Linked DNA regions of Homo sapiens: region 1 is linked to region 2. The links are chromatin loops, found by intact Hi-C in ENCODE. Cell type or tissue: IMR-90. All regions are shown on one strand. Each heading gives the region's core, and the rest is flanking DNA. Links, peaks and the distances in the headings are about the cores only.

Region 1 (2,811 bases), core at 226-2,725, 160 kb before region 2:
TGTTTTTGTTTTTTGAGATTCTCGCTCTGTCGCCCAGGCTGGAGTGCAGTGGCGCAATTTCAGCTCACTGCAACCTCTGCCTCCTGGCTTCAAGCAATTCTCTGCCTTAGCCTCCCGAGTAGCTGGGATTACAGGCGCCCCTATCACGCCTGGCTACCTTTTTGTATTTTTAGTAGAGACAGGGTTTCACCATGTTGGCCAGGCTGGTCTCAAACTCCTGACCTCAGGTGATCCGCCCGCCTCGGCCTCCCAAAGGGTTGGGATTACAGGCATGAGCCACTGCACCCAGCCGCCACGAAGTTTTTAAGCCTGTGATTTATTTCCTTTCCCTTCCAGGGATGTAGATTTTTTTCTTCTGGACCACCAGGAGAGGACAGGATCACCTGTCTACACACAGCAGCCCTTGCCCAGGATAATCCTCTTCGACACTTATGGGATCAGTATCAGCTATACATTCAGCACTGGAAGCCACAGGAATAGTACATTGAAGAGGCCCAAAGAGCTCTGCCTGGAATGTCACTTTAACTTCCCTTCCCTACAGGGAGCGTGGCTCAAACATTACCAGTTTAATCTGGACACTTTTTCCCCTCGAACTAATGCGTCTAGAAGGCCTGCATCAGGGGCTATGGTGACAGCCAGCCAGAGATTTTGCCATTTCCCAGTCGGAGAGTGTGGCGGTGCTGGCTGCAGGGAGTGGGGAGAAGCTTTTTCTGCTCCTTTAGCTCTTCACTAGGCTTGCATCACGACCTCCCCAGTGTCGCTCCCTCAGGGTTAGGGGCCCTTTTCCCTTTAGTCCTTGTGCGCACTGCTATGGCTGTCCCTGCAGTCCTGAGTGTCTGCAGTAACCTCTGTGTGTAGTACATCCTTCCCCCCATGAGACATGGTAGGGTGGAGATGTGGGACCTCATATCCAGCAGAGCCCTGAGTTTGCCCCTCTCCTCCCTGGGGCTCTCCAGCATACTAGGATGGGTGTGTATGACCTTCAGTCCCCTTTAGGGACATGGAAACCTCAGCCCAACCTTTAATCATCTCAGTCTTTAATGCAGCTGAGGTTGTGGTAGAGTGGGAGGGATCCTGGGACATAAAGGGAGAGAGTGGCTCCGAGCCACAAAGCAAGTCATATTTATATTTACTTTTGGCTTGAGTACACAGCTCCCCCAAGGATCTTTCAGTGTTTCATTTTACTCAAAGTTCTATCTTATATAGCAGGGTCCTATTGCCGCACCGTTGGAGACTTGTTGATTGAGCAGCCATATCCATATTGCCTTTTGGCAGGGGCTGCTGGGCTTGCTGCCATTGTCATGATCACTCCTCTTCCTCCTTTTGCCCAGAGGACAGGGCAGTAACCAGGGTGACATTCAGTGGCTTGTTTCAATCCTACCTCTTTCCATCAGCCTCTCTAATAGTGGGACAGTGGGGGACTCTCACTACCCCATTGCCTGCCCATGGAGGCCCTCATTCTTTCTCTTACCAAAGACTATGTCTCTCCTCATCCTATGCTTGTCTCCACACTGTCAGGGGCTGTGATTTTATCTTAGCCTACTTATTAGCTAATAAGTTAGCCTGTCACTGTTTTTTGCATGCTGACAGAAGACAAAGTCTTGGGTCAGAGACAGAGGACTTTATTTCTCATGGCACAGCAAGTGGGATGTGCATCAGCATGTTGGCATCAGTTTCCTTTGCCCCTAAGTCCCACGTGGTGCTGAGGGACTGGATGAATGCTTGCACATGCAGTAGCTTGCATCACAGCTGAGTAATATTAAGCTTAGGGAATCTGCTGTTTTATGGCAAGCAATAAACAAGACAGCCCTCTGTCTCAGAGGGAGACACTAACTTCCCTCAAGGTTGTTTACTGCAAACAGCATTCTTGGCATACCTTGCAAGGCCTGGAGGAGCACAAGAGAGCCACGGAGGACTGTCTCTCCTAACACAAGCAATAAAAGCCAGGAGGAAATATGAATGTTACAACTGGTTTTACTTGGGAAACTTTTGAAGTAAAAATCTGGAGCCCAGGCTGGGTGCGGTGGTTCACACCTATAACCCCAGCACTTTGGGGGGCTGAGGCAGGTGGATCACCTGAGGTTTGGAGTTTCGAGACCAGCCTGGCCAACATGGTGAAACCCCATCTCTACTAAAAATACAAAAATTAGCCAGGTGTGGTGGCGGCCGCCTGTAGTCCTAGCTACTTGGAAGGCTGAGGCAGGAGAATCGCTTGAACCCGGGAGGTGAAAAGTGCAGTGAGCCAAGATTGTGTCCATGTACTCCAGCCTGGGCAACAAGAGTGAAACTCTGTCTCAAAAAACAAGCAAAAACAAAACAAAACAAAACAAAACAAAAAAACTGGAATCCTTTTGTTAGTATGTTCCCAAACAGATTTAAAAACTAACCACAAATGTCAGGACAGTTTAAGGAGGGCCCAGCAGGGATGGTACTTTATAATCTACAGAATTCTTTCACATGTGTTATCTGAGTTGAGCCCTAAGGCCTCCCTGGGAGGTGGGCAGGGCAGATAATATTATTGTCTTCATTTTGTAGATGAGATAAGAGGACTAGAGAGAATAAGTGATTTTGGCGGGTTGTGCCATTAATTAGTGGTGGAGCTGGGACTGGATCTCTCTTTCTGCAAATCAGTTTCATTACCCTGCTTTGAAGTTATTTCTGTCTTCGACCTCACCATGCCAATGTCCTCACTGCCTGTCAAGGTGTTTAGCAGATGCTGAAATAGACCTATTCTTTTGCCTATCTTGGACCCACCAAGTAAGATATAAAAAGAACCTTAGATTCTTAGGTAAAGCATGTTTTCCCCTTATG
Region 2 (2,811 bases), core at 260-2,759:
GCACCATTGCACTCCAGCTTGGGCAACAAGAGTGAAACTGTCTCAAAAAAAAAAAAATGCAGGAGCTGGGTCTTGAACCCAGGATTTCCCATTACAAACATCACCTTTGTTGGAATAAAGGATGCAGCTGGGGCTTTCTGGTGCTAATGCCACTCTCCTCTGAACTCCCCAGCCCAACTCTGAGACTCTGAGGCAATCGATGAAGGGGTGAGACAAGGGAGGGAAAGGGTGTCAGGCAACCTCTCAGCAGTTTGGAGGGCTGGTAGAGAGATGCACCCAGCACTGCAAATAGCCCAAACAGTATATTTGTACAGAAAAGGGGTGTCCTTAACTCAAGATACTTTACTGCCATCTACTGGAAAATTATTATAATAATTATCCAAATATACATGTGTGAAAATGAGGTCCCTGGAATTGTAAAGTGTAGAACCTGAACAACTGTACAAGGCAGCCCTAGATGCAACTTCTCTTGCCTGAAAGAATGAAAAAAGAGAGGACCCTTGCCACCAGGGTGGCTCAAATCCTGCCCTCTTCTTTCCCACCTGGGAGTACCTGGTTTACACAGAGGGTCTGTGGTAGTCTAGCTCCTGTAGTTTCACCATCTAGGGCCCTGTAGAATCTATTCATCCTTCCATCCACTCTATGAACATGCCCTGAGTGTGTCCTCTGGTTCAGGTCCTTATCTGCATTCCTGCCATTTCCTAGCTGCGAGCTCTTGGATATTTTCCTGAGCCACTGTCTCCTTTCATATAAGATAAAGGTATCTCTCCTGGCCATTTGAGACCTACATGAGACAATGTACAGCACAGAGCTGAGCCCACCGGGTGGTCACCTTCTTTTCCACCTTTAGGCCCTGGCTAGAAACTGTGCTGGCTGGGAGGGCGCAGGGATCCCTGATCCCAAGAGGGGCTGAACAGTTGGGGTCGTGGGGATTGGACCTTGCAGGTTTCATTTACCTGCAGGAATAGGGTTGCAGACTGTTGCTTGAACAGGCCCCTGGAGATTTCCATTAGGGCTAAAAGCAGGGCCGTCCAACCCTTTGAGTTTCAGTTTTCTCATCTATAAGATGAAGCCAGCCATATTTACTTTGAACCATAATTGAGGGGATTGAAATGCAGGAAGAAAAGGTCTACCACAATGCCAGAAACGAGGTAAACACAAAATAAATTATAGCTACAATTGCAATCGTGGGCTCCAGGGGGCGTCTGGGGCTGGCTGAAGGATGCCATTCTCTACCATCCAACTCCCAGCCTCTGTGGGGGATTGGAAAAGCAGGTCCCGGAGCTGGTGAGAAGGCAGGTTACAAGCCCCTCACTCCTTAAGTGGGAAGGAAGCTGGCACAAACTTTCTGGAGGATGGTTTGGCAATAGGGATCCTTTTGACCCAGCCATTCCACTTCTTGGAATTCAGCCAAGGAAATAATCACAGGGTCCCATAGAGTTGTTTGTGTTAGGACGTTCATTGCAATGTTGCTAATAATAGTGAGAAATTGGAAATAATCTAAAGTTAGAGATGCACTCAACACACATTTTGGCTGAACACCAGATGGTCAATTGTTACAATCCGTATTCAGCCGAAGCCCAAGCCAATGCCTTTGATAAAGGAGTACATCTAAAATTTTATCAGAGATTCTCTGTGATGACAGTTTCCTTATTGGTGCATTTCACTGTCAGTATTTAACAGTTTAATGTTATAGTGCAAGAACAACATTTTCTTAGTGCTAGCAGTAGCGAGATTGCTCCTGTATCATGTATTATGTAATGTTTGTGTTAATAAATTGGTGCTTACTTTTGACTGAATGGCAGAGGAGTGTGATGCCTCACTTGTTCTAATAATTTTTTCTTGGCCAGGCGCGGTGGCTCACGCCTGTAATTCCGGCACTCTGGGAGGCCGAGGTGGGTGGATCACCTGAAGGCAGGAGTTCAAGACCAGCCTGGGCAACATGGCGAAACCCCATCTCTACTAAAAATACAAAAAATTAGCTGGGCGTGGTGGTGGGCACCTATAGTCCCAGCTACTTGGGAGGCTGGGGCAAGAAAATCGCTTGAACCCGGGAGGCAAAGGTTGCAGTGAGCCGAGATCATGCCACTGCCCTCCAGCAGAGAGAGACTCCGTCTCAAATAATAATAACGATAATAGTTTTTCTTTTTTTCATATTCTTTATATTCCATACTGAGTTAAATATAATTTACCATAGATATTGTTATTAATATATGTGATTTTGGAGGTTTCCCTATTTATGAAATTATGAGGTTGGTTAAGCTGAGATTCTGTTTTTATTTTATCTTTATAAGATATAAAGAGTTACAAATAGGGCTTAAAAAAAGATTCATGGCTTACATAGAATAAAGTAACTAAAAATGGAATACAGTTTTAAAAGGTTATTTTGTTTAGTGCCATGAATATTAGTATCCCAAACAATTCTACACAGATTAGAACTCTGATATAATCTAATCCATATTATTCTCCTTCATATTATTATTTTAATTTTTTTGTTGTTGTTGCCTCAAAATGTATCTTTAAGCCAGATGTAGTGACTGAAGACTGTAATACCAGCTACTTGGGAGGCTGAGGCAGGAGGATTCCTTGAACCCAGGAGTTCTAGGCTTCAGTGAGCTATGATAGTGCCACTGTACTTTAGCCTAGGGGTGACAGAGTGAGACCCTGTCTCTAAAAAAATTTAAAAATGTTTTCAAGTCTTTAAAAAGTATCTTTTAAAAGTATCTAGCTGACATATTTTTCAAAATTTGTATTAGCTATGTGTTTCCTTCTAAATCTGAATACTTAAAAGCTCTCAATAATTATTTCCGT

Evidence for each region. Hi-C counts contacts between places; a loop is a spot of excess contacts. Peaks named below come from ENCODE experiments on the same cell type or tissue, not always from the same donor. Only the 100,000 strongest peaks of a DNase experiment are listed, where the experiment ranks them.
Region 1: it touches region 2 in a loop (9-fold over the local background); 84 of 110 quality-filtered maps call a loop at or near these places.

The regions. Positions count from the first base shown.
Region 1 is chr14:77,313,210-77,316,020 of GRCh38, reverse strand. The region is part of intron 1 of POMT2 (protein O-mannosyltransferase 2); the gene reads left to right. Among named protein-coding and RNA genes, the nearest start is that of POMT2, 6.3 kb to the left of the region's middle. In IMR-90, for the core only: no CTCF peak of the experiment used is centred there; a DNase peak (open chromatin) is centred at 1,770; H3K27ac peaks cover 708 bases.
Region 2 is chr14:77,149,901-77,152,711 of GRCh38, reverse strand. No RefSeq gene overlaps it. Among named protein-coding and RNA genes, the nearest start is that of ZDHHC22, 9.5 kb to the right of the region's middle. In IMR-90, for the core only: CTCF peaks have their summits at 328 (motif pointing left) and 1,201 (motif pointing right); no DNase peak of the experiment used is centred there; H3K27me3 peaks cover 185 bases.